Regions from separate parts of the Mus musculus genome. Here region 2 is linked to region 1. The links are chromatin contacts, found by Hi-C in ENCODE. All regions are on one chromosome and are shown on one strand. The core of a region is the stretch at or near the end of the contact, and the rest is flanking DNA. Distances in the headings are between cores, read along the strand shown. Region 1 holds the start of 1700128E19Rik (a long non-coding RNA gene). Region 2 has its middle 150 kb from the start of Psd3.

Evidence for each region. Hi-C counts contacts between places; a loop is a spot of excess contacts on that map.
Region 2: a loop to region 1 is called in a map of T-helper 2 cell, with 149 times the contacts of the local background. The contact joins the enhancer-like site here to the promoter of 1700128E19Rik in region 1. A Hi-C loop is called at or near these places in 5 of 37 maps with a recorded cell type or tissue (T-helper 1 cell, T-helper 17 cell, T-helper 2 cell and 1 more).

The regions. Positions count from the first base shown.
Region 1 is chr8:11,713,005-11,718,470 of GRCm38, reverse strand. It overlaps 1700128E19Rik (a long non-coding RNA gene), which reads right to left and starts at 2,157. Exons shown (of 2, transcript XR_003947511.1): 1 at 1,683-2,157. It also overlaps the pseudogene Gm45420.
Region 2 is chr8:68,118,745-68,123,487 of GRCm38, reverse strand. It overlaps a transcript of Psd3 not described here. Among named protein-coding and RNA genes, the nearest start is that of Psd3, 150 kb to the right of the region's middle. Within about 2 kb of position 2,072, at least 1 of the 3 ENCODE cell types and tissues checked has a DNase peak (open chromatin) inside an H3K27ac peak, as active enhancers do.

The DNA.
Region 1 (5,466 bases), core at 908-3,407:
GGGGTGATCCCAACAGTGCTCATGCTTACCTGGACTGTTTAGTCATGACCATACAGGCTTGGAGGCTACAAAGGGCCTGCTTTGTTTGCCCATCAGAAGAACATTCGGAGACCTTATGCTCCAGAGTCCAAGCCTACTGTGGTCCTTGGAGCTGTTCATTGATACAGTTCTTTTAACTTTTCTCTGCCTTTAAAAGTTTTTTGCCAGGAGGTAGTGCCTGACTTCAGACTTCAGAAACCCTCTGGGTTTGGGGTCTCCTGTGAGATCAGCAGAGGCACAGGGAGAGGCTTCTATATTGTCTCCTCTCCATCCTTCCTAGCATTCTGATCAGCCTCCATGCAGAGTGTGCATGCACACACACACATATACAAACACACACACACACAGAGAGGAGGTACTTCCCCTAAGATGGGCCTTGCCCCAGAGAATGGGCCTGTTACCTTGACTGGCATTGTGAGTGACAACCTGCTCCCTCCCAGATAGATGTTCTGGTTACTGGGGCAGTGTCAGCCACCTCTGCCACCCTGACCTAGGTTATATCATGGGAAAGCAAGGGAAATTGTGACCTCTAAGTGGCCAAGCCTGATAACAGTCTTTGAATCCTCAGTTTGAAAGACCCTATGGATTGTTTAGTGGCTTTTGAGAGAATCCTAACTTTTAAAAACTAACACTTGGACCCCAGAGTGAAATCCTGGGAAAACAGCTTTGAGGCAGAAGGCTGGTGATGGGGCTGATTGGGAACTACGTCCGGGTGACTCAGAGACCTCAGCAAAGGGGCAGATCCTTGCCTTAAGCATGTTTAAGGCTGCTGGACCAGACACAGCAGAAAGACTACGCTAGGGAATGGGGGAGAATTTAGAGGCACGTGACAAGGATGGTTTGGAGAGAAGGGACGTGACAGAGCCTGGAGAGGAACTAGGGAGCATCTCGCTTCCTGGAATTCTATCTTAGTGCCAGCTCTAAAAGCCCCAGGCCCCAGACAGGCAGGTCACACCTTCCAGATAGGAAGTGACTCCCTATCTATGCTGGGGCTCTCCTTCCTGCTCCTAGAGTTTGGTGCCGGAGGAAAGTGACTCTGGCAGGGTTTCAACAAGAAAGCAGAAGTCTAGTAGCTCCAATGCTTACCTGAACTGCTAGATAAAGCCTTACTTGAGAAGACACAGTGATTTCTGGGTAGAGCACAACATCTATATTAAAAAAAAAATCTAACTTCCTTGGGGCTGGGAAAATGGTTTAGTCTGAAAAGTACTTGCCCGGCAAGCTTAAGGACCAGAGTTCAACCAGGCAGAAAAGGCTAAGCATGGTGGCACACACAAGTAATCCCAGCACTAGGAAGGCAGAGGCAGGCAGGTCCCTGGGGCTCACTGGCCTATCAGCCTGGCCTAAACCATGAGAGACCTTGCCTAAAAACCAAGATGGATGGTGAACTGAGGAATAACATCCAAGGTTGACTTCTGACTTTCATATGTGCATCCATAGACATGCATGTGGATGCTCTCTCTCTCTCTCTCTCTCTCTCTCCCTCTCTCTCGCTGGCTTGCTTGCTTGCTTGCTTGATGGCTCACTCGTGTGTACACACGTGCTCAAACACACATACACACACACAAAAAGACACACATACACACCCTCACATACTCACACAGAGACAGACACATACACCCCCCTCCCCAACACACACATACCAGAGTCCATTTTGGTTCAGGCGCACAGCAAGAAGACAACGATCATTCACGCCAGTATCCACCTAGAAGCAGGAACTCACACAGTCTGAACTTCAGGCGGTTTAGTCATGGCTTGATCTCCTCCAAACTCCACAAACTGAGCTTCCACAGACAATGAGGGAGGTGAGGTGCAGACCTCAGAGTGGGCAGGTCATGAGTGTTCCCCTTGTGGATGGATTGAGACTCTTCAAAAAGAGGTTTTGTGCCAGTGTGCCTACTCTTCCTGCTGGGACAGGGTGCTCTACCCTGTGAGGACATATTACTCCAAGACCATCTTGAGCAAGACTTGGTCCTCTCTGGACAAATGGCCTTGCTGAAGCTGTGACCTCAGCTTCCCAGCCTCCAGCACAGCATGATGGGTAATCACTGTCTGTTCTTTATTGATTACCCATCTGTTCTATTTTGTCATAGTGACACAAACAGACCGAGGCAAAGTCGATGCTTAATTTTAGAACAGATGGCAGACTGACTGCCTAGCATCCACAAAGCCCTTGGTCCCATCTCTGTCACTGTGTAGACCACACATGGTGGCACATGCCAGTAATCCCAGCACTCAAGAGGTACAGACAGAAGGATCCGAAGTTGAACTCATCCTCAGATACGAAGCAAGTCAACTTTGCTCCTCAAAGATCAGCAAACACTGGGTAACTCTGGAGAGTTTTAGTTACATAAAAAAGCCCTCTAATATCTATGTATAAAACTATGTTGAGAACATTTAACTTCTTCATAAAACATGTATGATTTCTTAGAGTAGTTCTTGCTGATAAACATAACCCTTGATCAAGTGTTCACCTCCTTGGCTGTCGAGACAATAGAGAGAGGCCTGAGGAGAACCAAAGTCAGGCACAGGACAGACACCACAAGGGGCAGGGGAGGGCTCTATTTATCTACCCTGAGCTTCTGGAGCCTGGCTGGGTCTCTCTTACCTCTCTGAGGTCTCACTGGGAGGAGCTGGAGCGAGCTCTGTCCCAACTAAAGACGGTTCCCTAATGTGCTGACTATAGACCCTGCAAAGATTTCCACAGACATCTACTACATAAAATGGGAGCTGATATATCTAAAATAAATACACTTGAAAAAACAGAAACAAAAAGCCCTTCAAACAGGGGTCTGGAGAGATGGCTCAGTAGCGCTGCTCTTGCAAAGGACCCAACTTTGACTCTCAGCATCCAAGATGGAGAGCTTACAACAATCTGTAACACCAGTTCCAGGGGATCCAAAACCCTTTTCTGTGCTCCACAGACACCACCCCCTGCCACATATACATAAATAAAAATAAATCTCTAAGAGCTACAGAGATGGCTCAGTGGTTAAGAACACTGATTGCTCTTCCAGGGGTCCTGAGTTCGATTCCCAGCAACTACATGGTGGCTCACAACCATCTGATGCCGCCCTCTTCTCGTGTGTCTGAAGACAGCTACAGTGTGCTTACATATAATAGTGAATAAATCTTTTTTTAAAAAATCTCGCTCTTTCCTTTTGTGGCCATCGGTGGATCACAGCCGCCAAAATGAAGTTCAATCCCTTCGTGACTTCTGACCGAAGCAAAGAACTGCAAGCGGCATGTCAATGCGCCCTCTCACATTCGGAGGAAGATCACGTCTTCCCCTCTTTCCAGAGCTGAGACAGAAGTATAACTTTCGGTCTATGCCCATTCGGAAGGATGATGAAGTTCAGTTTGTTCAAGGACACTACAAAGGCCAGCAGATTGGCAAGGTGGTCCAGGTGTACAGGAAGAAATATGTCATCTACATCGAACGCGTCCAGCGAGAGAAGGCTAATAGCACAACCGTCCACGTGGGCATCCACCCCAGCAAGGTCGTTATCACCAGGCTAAAGCTGGACAAGGACTGCAAGAAGATCCTGGAGAGGAAAGCCGAGTCCCGACAAGTAGGAAAGGAGAAGGGCAAATACAAGGAAGAAACGATCGATCGAGAAGATGCAGGAGTAGAGACATCCCATGCACGGCTTTCATTAAAGACTGCTTAAGTAAAAGAGAAAAAATCTCTAACAACTAAGCAAACATACAAAAATTCTAAAGCATGCAAAGATGCCTCTGTCCCATCCCCAGGACCAACATAATGGAAGGAAATACTAAATCCCACAAGTTGTCCTCTGACCTCTATATACATCTGAACTCCACATACATGAGTGTGTGAGCATGCACACACACTCACACACATACACACACACACACACACACTCACACACACACTCACATACACACACTCACACACACACTCACACACACACACTCTCACACACACTCACACACACACTCACATACACACACACATACACACTCACATACACACACTCACACACACACACTCACACACATACACACACACACTCACACACACACACACTCACACACACACATTCACACACATATACACACACACTCACACACACTCACACACATACACACACACACACACTCACACACATACACACACACACACCTAGTAAAAATTTAATAAAAACCACTCATTAAGCTGGATTTGGATTTCTTTCCAAATCTGTGGAACTTTCGACCAAAGTAGGTGCTCCTGCAGTCACACCCAGGTGGGTCACATTACCACTTGTGATTTGTAATGAAACAGTTGATCTTTATAAGCACAGTGTAGGACAAACGAGGGAGACACAGCAGGATGGGGCACTGCAATACTCATAAGATTAAGCCACACTCTCTGGGGAAAATCTGTGCTGTTTTCTTAGGAAGCCAGACAAGGGAGTTCTAAATATTTTATAAAATTCCATAGTGTCCTAGTTTTCTTTCTGATGAAGTGATAAACACGGACCAAAAGTGACCCAGAGAAGGAAATGGTTTGTATGGCTTACAGGTCACAGTCCTTCACTGAGGGGAGCCACAGCAAGAACATGGGGGCAGGAACTGAAACAGAGACCATGGAGCAAGACTGGCTTCCTGCCTCTGGTTGCTTGATCTGCTACTTTCCTTATGCATCCTGCCCAGAGGTGGTCTGCACACACACACACACACACACACACACACACACACACACACACCAGTCAAATAGCAATTAAAACAAAAATGCCCCCAGAGACATGCCCACAGGCCAACAGAGATTTCCTCTTCCCAGGCATGTCAAGTTGACAGCCAAGATCAGCCACCACACTGGGGGGGTTGGGGGGGGGGGGTAAGCCAGGTGTGGTGCTTCACACCTGTATCTCAGAACTCATGAGGTGAAAGCAGGAAGATGGAAGGTCAAAGGTCCTCCTTAGCTACGGAGCAAGTTTGAGGCCAATCCAGGCCACCTGAAATCTTGTCTCAGACACTTACCCACAGTCTGTTTTCATTCACCAAACTGATTCTTCAAACTGTCCCCACAGATCTTAGAGTCCTGACTTACCTGTCAATGTGGATGGATACTACGGCTCATATTTAGTCGCTGAAGTTGGCTGAGCCTTCCTCAATGGTTCATAATGGACGAGCTGTTTTATCAAAGTGTTCCACAAGTGTCTGGCAAGGGTGTGTGCGCATTCTAGAATCACGGGGTTGGTTGTCAGGGAGTGAGTTCCAAGTGTATCCATTAGAGCAAACTTCTCCTTTCGTGTGGTGGAGGGGAGGTGCTTACCTGTACCTTGGGTGTCTTTCTTGATTTTCTGTAACTGTGGTACCAATGTGACGGGAAGGTCTGCCGTAATGAGTGATGGGTAAACCTCCCCAGCACTTGAGTGCATTTTCACTGAGCTACTTGGGGGTGCTGAGCATCTATCTCCC
Region 2 (4,743 bases), core at 823-3,322, about 56 Mb before region 1:
AGAGTTATTTAGTTTACAAGTATAAATAATATTATTTATTATAGATGAGAGGTGGAAGCAGGAATATTGAGAGTCTAAGGTCATCCTAGTACAAGCTTAGACCATTTGAGATCTTGTCTTAAAAAAATAACCCTAGTGTATACATAGAGGGGTGTGTGTGTGTGTGTGTGTGTGTGTGTGTGTGTGTGTATGCACCTGTGTCTGTGTCTATGTATTACAACACATCACAACACAAAGACTATATATATAATATATATATTATATATAGTTTTTATATAATATATAATATATATACTGTATACATATATATGTATAGTCATATATATATGCATCATACATGTATTATTTTTGTACTTACAAATTATTCTTATATAGATTACCATATCTGATCTGTAAAAGAGTTCTGTCAAGTGGGAAGGATAGACATTTATTTTGCTGTTTTATAAATAAGTTCAATGAGGTTCAAAGTGAATCACACTTAATAGATGTTTACTCTGAAACTCAAACTTATGTCTCCTAACCCCAAATTCACTGCTGACTCTCACCAGTAATTCCTCTAGTTTTAGAGTCTTTCCTGTCTTTTCAGACAGAAAGCATAAAAATATGTAAATGGCTACCTAATATAGGCAAAAACAATACACATGTGCTCATTTGTGTATTAGGATGTATATATCGACATATATTATATTTTAATTATTTTGCTACATGAACAAATTTCTTCAAAGCTTCAAATGTATAGGTACATTCCAAGAGGAGCAGCTAATAGTTACTGAGAATTGGTTGTGCACCTCGTACTATTTATTTAATCCCTACATCAATAGCAAACTTGTAAACTAGGAATGATTAGCTAGTCTTAGAGACAATTAAAAGTTTTCTTTAAGTGGAAGGAAGAGTTGGAGAAACGTTTGCCACCAAAGTTTTATCTTTTCAATCAAAATGCTATTTATATACAATAATAACCATGATTTCTCTGTTTCTTACCCCCTACTTCTTACCCAGGACCAACACTCCTTTAGTAGACGCCCCCCACTCCGATATTTAATGAATTCTTGTGAAGGTTTCCTACATAGGCTTTCCAAGCCAGCCCTCCCTTCAGCTCCTGACCATCATCTCTTTCTCTGCATTTCCCATATTCCAGCTCATACAACTTAGAATAGACATATTTGTCACTGCTACAATAAGTTCACAAATTAAAAGGGCCACTGATAGCGCTATCTGGGTTCCCCCAAAAGCCTCTTTAGGATCCAAATGCACAGGGCTGGGGGTGGGGAATACACAGACTCTAATGGCCTCTCAGAAGTCCCTCCTCTCAGTCATTTCAGCAACGTTTGAATTTGGGGGGGCAATACATCAAACTATAATATTTAATACTTTGGCCTGGGCCACGAGACCTACCAGCATGGGTCCCCTGAAGCTACTGTAGCCCTTAAAGCAAAGCTTCATGAAGAGTCCCAATTGTTCAAAACTGTCTCACTTATACAGGCAAAGGAGACTGAAAGTCCATCTCAATGTTTGCTGAAAGTTTCATTTATAAACCACATACCGTCTTTCAGATCATACTCCAAATCACAGGAATAGTCAAAATAACTTAGGATTAATCAATAGAAGGAACAGTTAAAGGTAAATAAGTGATTCCATTTGGACATAGGTGTGGAAGTCTGTCTTGATTCACTCACACACACACACACACACACACACACACACACACACACACATCTGTCACTTGTATGCTGTTCTCCACCAATGTTTGCTTTTGTGACTCTGAGCAGAGTCCAGTTCTCCAGCAAACACAATTCTCTGGCCCTCAGCCCATTGAAGAGTCCCCCTGGGTGCTAAAGGTGTGTTGTTTCCTTCCACAGACTGATGGTAAAGCCATGGGGCTGAGTCATGTCTGCCTGCAGCTGCTGAGACACTGAGGTCTGAAACCCTGGCGAGGACTGGCTCTGCTCCCTTGGAGGAAATGGCCGAGCAGCCTCAGCCACAGCAGATGAAAACTTCCTTCCTTTTCATCCAGCTGCAGCCCCCACCAACCCAAGCTACCCAAACTCTCCCCGCCCCTTCTCCAGCAACCGCAGTCGCAACAGCAGCCCCAGGGGGCCTGGAGGAGGGACACATTTTCCCAAGTCCCAGAGCAAGCTTCTTCTCTGCTCCCTGGAACTTCAGATGTACGCAGGGCTTAGCTCCATCGCCTTCGAGTCTCCTGCCCGGGGAAGGCCCTGGAACACTGAGACCAGCTGCTTTCGATTGCTACTCACTGAAGGAAAAGAAGGAAGAAACAGAGAAATCTCAGAATCTGCATGTAAAGAGGAGTGGGGTTTGTGGATCCCCACATAGTAGGCGTTGCCTGGTCCCTGCTTCTAGGAAACTTGGCCTACCACAACAACTGCCATGTAGGCTTGCTAGCCCAGCTCCTACACTGAATGATAGAAACAGCAGTCCTTCCATAGGCTGGAAGCACCGGCCAGTCATTTCTGCCCACGGGGACCTGTGGGATATGGACCCAGAAGCCAGGAATGCCATCGAATTCTCAGTTCCACAAAGCACCCTGTCCTATGCAGCTGACAGGGGCAAAAGGGCACTCCAGAGGAGAGGGACTGTAAACCAAGAGGTACTCCCAAAGAACTGTGAAGAAGACATAGGTACCACAGTGCTGGCAACAAGGGCACAGCTCTTCAGATATTGCCCCACCATTCAGATCAGCCAGAGTTGCCTGGCCCCACCTGCTGCTGTGCCTCTCAAGGTAAGAACCTGGGATTCTCTAGATTTTGGAGACAGGGCACAGAATGGAAATTCTGACTCTGTGCCACTCTTGTAGGTCACCTGTACCTCAGGAACGGAGGTGCCTATCCGCTACAGTACTCTTTTGGCTCTTCCCAGCCATTGATAGCATCCTGTGCTAAAGCAGACAATGGATATCAGTTTCTCAAGATTTTTGCCTAGGAAGGTTGAGTAAGGGAGGGCATACTTTATAAGACAGGAGCAGAAGGAACTACAAGGAGGTTCACAGACAGGGGATGGTGGTGGGGAGAGGAGCCAGCCATTATACTAGCTGTTTTCTCACGTCTGCTAATTCTCATAGCCATTCTCAGAAATTGGGGTTGGAATTTCTAGTTTCAGATATGAGAATTAAGGTGTGGCTAAGCTGAAATCCTCTCCCTCCTTTCAAAAAAAAAAAAGACTAAAAGCAACCCCTGTTTTTAAGGTCTTGCTGAGGAAAATGGGGAGGGGGCTTCCGTGGGGAGTGGTGTTTTTCAGAACTGAAGCACAGCCTTGGAACACTGATCCCCTTAAACATATGACGTTTAGAGCCCACATTCACCTGCCTTCGGTCCCTGGCACCAGGTGGATGATCAGTCCTGGACACGAGTCTGTGTCTCCATCAGGAAGTGAGAGGTGGCCCCATGCGGTATCCAGGGTACCTTTGGGCCCTTGTAGGCTCTCCTCTTGATCATACCCATGCTGTGATGTATAAGTTCCTGCATCTCTGGACCACCCTTCCCATTATGCTATCTCATGATGTCCATCCTCTTCAGTGAGTTCAAGTGCATCACTTGAAAGATGGGTGAACAGAATTTAAAAGGTTTTTGTTTTGTTTTTTTTCCGTTTCCCAGTGGTGTGGTTGTCTTGTTATACTGTACATTTGGAAAGTGTGGATTGGGTAAAACTGAGTCTCTATGTGAGGATTAGTGGCATGAGCTAGAAGAAAGGTGTGCTGTCTGTAGAGGGCGGACATGAAAGGAACTGTCAGGGAAGCCATAGGAGAGTTCCATGAAATTCACAGTAGCCTTCTGAGAGCTGGGAGGTGGCCAGCTCCATCTGGATCCTGTGCCTGTCTCCTGACTGCTTTTGCACACGACCTGCCTTATCGTTGCTCTTTCAGTCAGAGAGCCTACAAAGTCACAATTAAGGATGAGTCCAAGTTCTCTGTGGGCAGAAGCAACTGGAGCATACTTCCTTAAGAAATAGCTCACATTCCATTTAAGTTTTTATATCTCTCTTCCTGCAGGGATTTAGCAGACAGGACATTTGTGCATCCGAGCCCAATCTCTGGATATAGGGTCACACAGCAGTTATCTATGGACTTTGATTCTGTTCACCGCTGATTTTCTTCCCTCTGGTCTTTGGAACATAGGCCCAAGCTTAGGATCTGTGGCCAGTTCTCTGGGGAAAAGTGCTTTGGAAGTTGGCCCAAAAATGTGGGCCAGCAGTAGAAGTCTTATTTTCGATTCCTTAGTGAATGGACCCCCACCCCCACCCAGATATTTGACCTACCTAAACTAAATGTATGGAATTCCTAGGGGGAATGGATATCTCAAGTCTAAGTCCTAACTGTAAGAAAACCATCAGAATAGAGCCTCAGTTTCCCCTATCTTGAAAGCAACAGTATCCCTTGTTTTGTAGTTGTTATACACAGACATTTCTGTTCTCAAGTACCTGTCTTCATTTTTTAAAATCTTGTGGCACTAAGCATTGAACCAAAGGTCTTTCCCATGCTGGACAAGTACCATATCACTGACTTACAGCCCTAACAGTAGATCTGTCTTGAGGGGAAGAAGAGGAAAGTCAAGACAAATGTGACATTAAGGAAGACTAGAGAAGGGATGGAGTGTAGGCAGTGTGTTTCCAGAGTCCAGTCAGAGAATGGGACTACGAAAGCTTATCAGAGGAATTGTGAAATCCATTCCTTCAGATCTACAAATCCCTTAAAGGCTTTACAAGTGTCATTAGTCAGGTGGTCCAGCC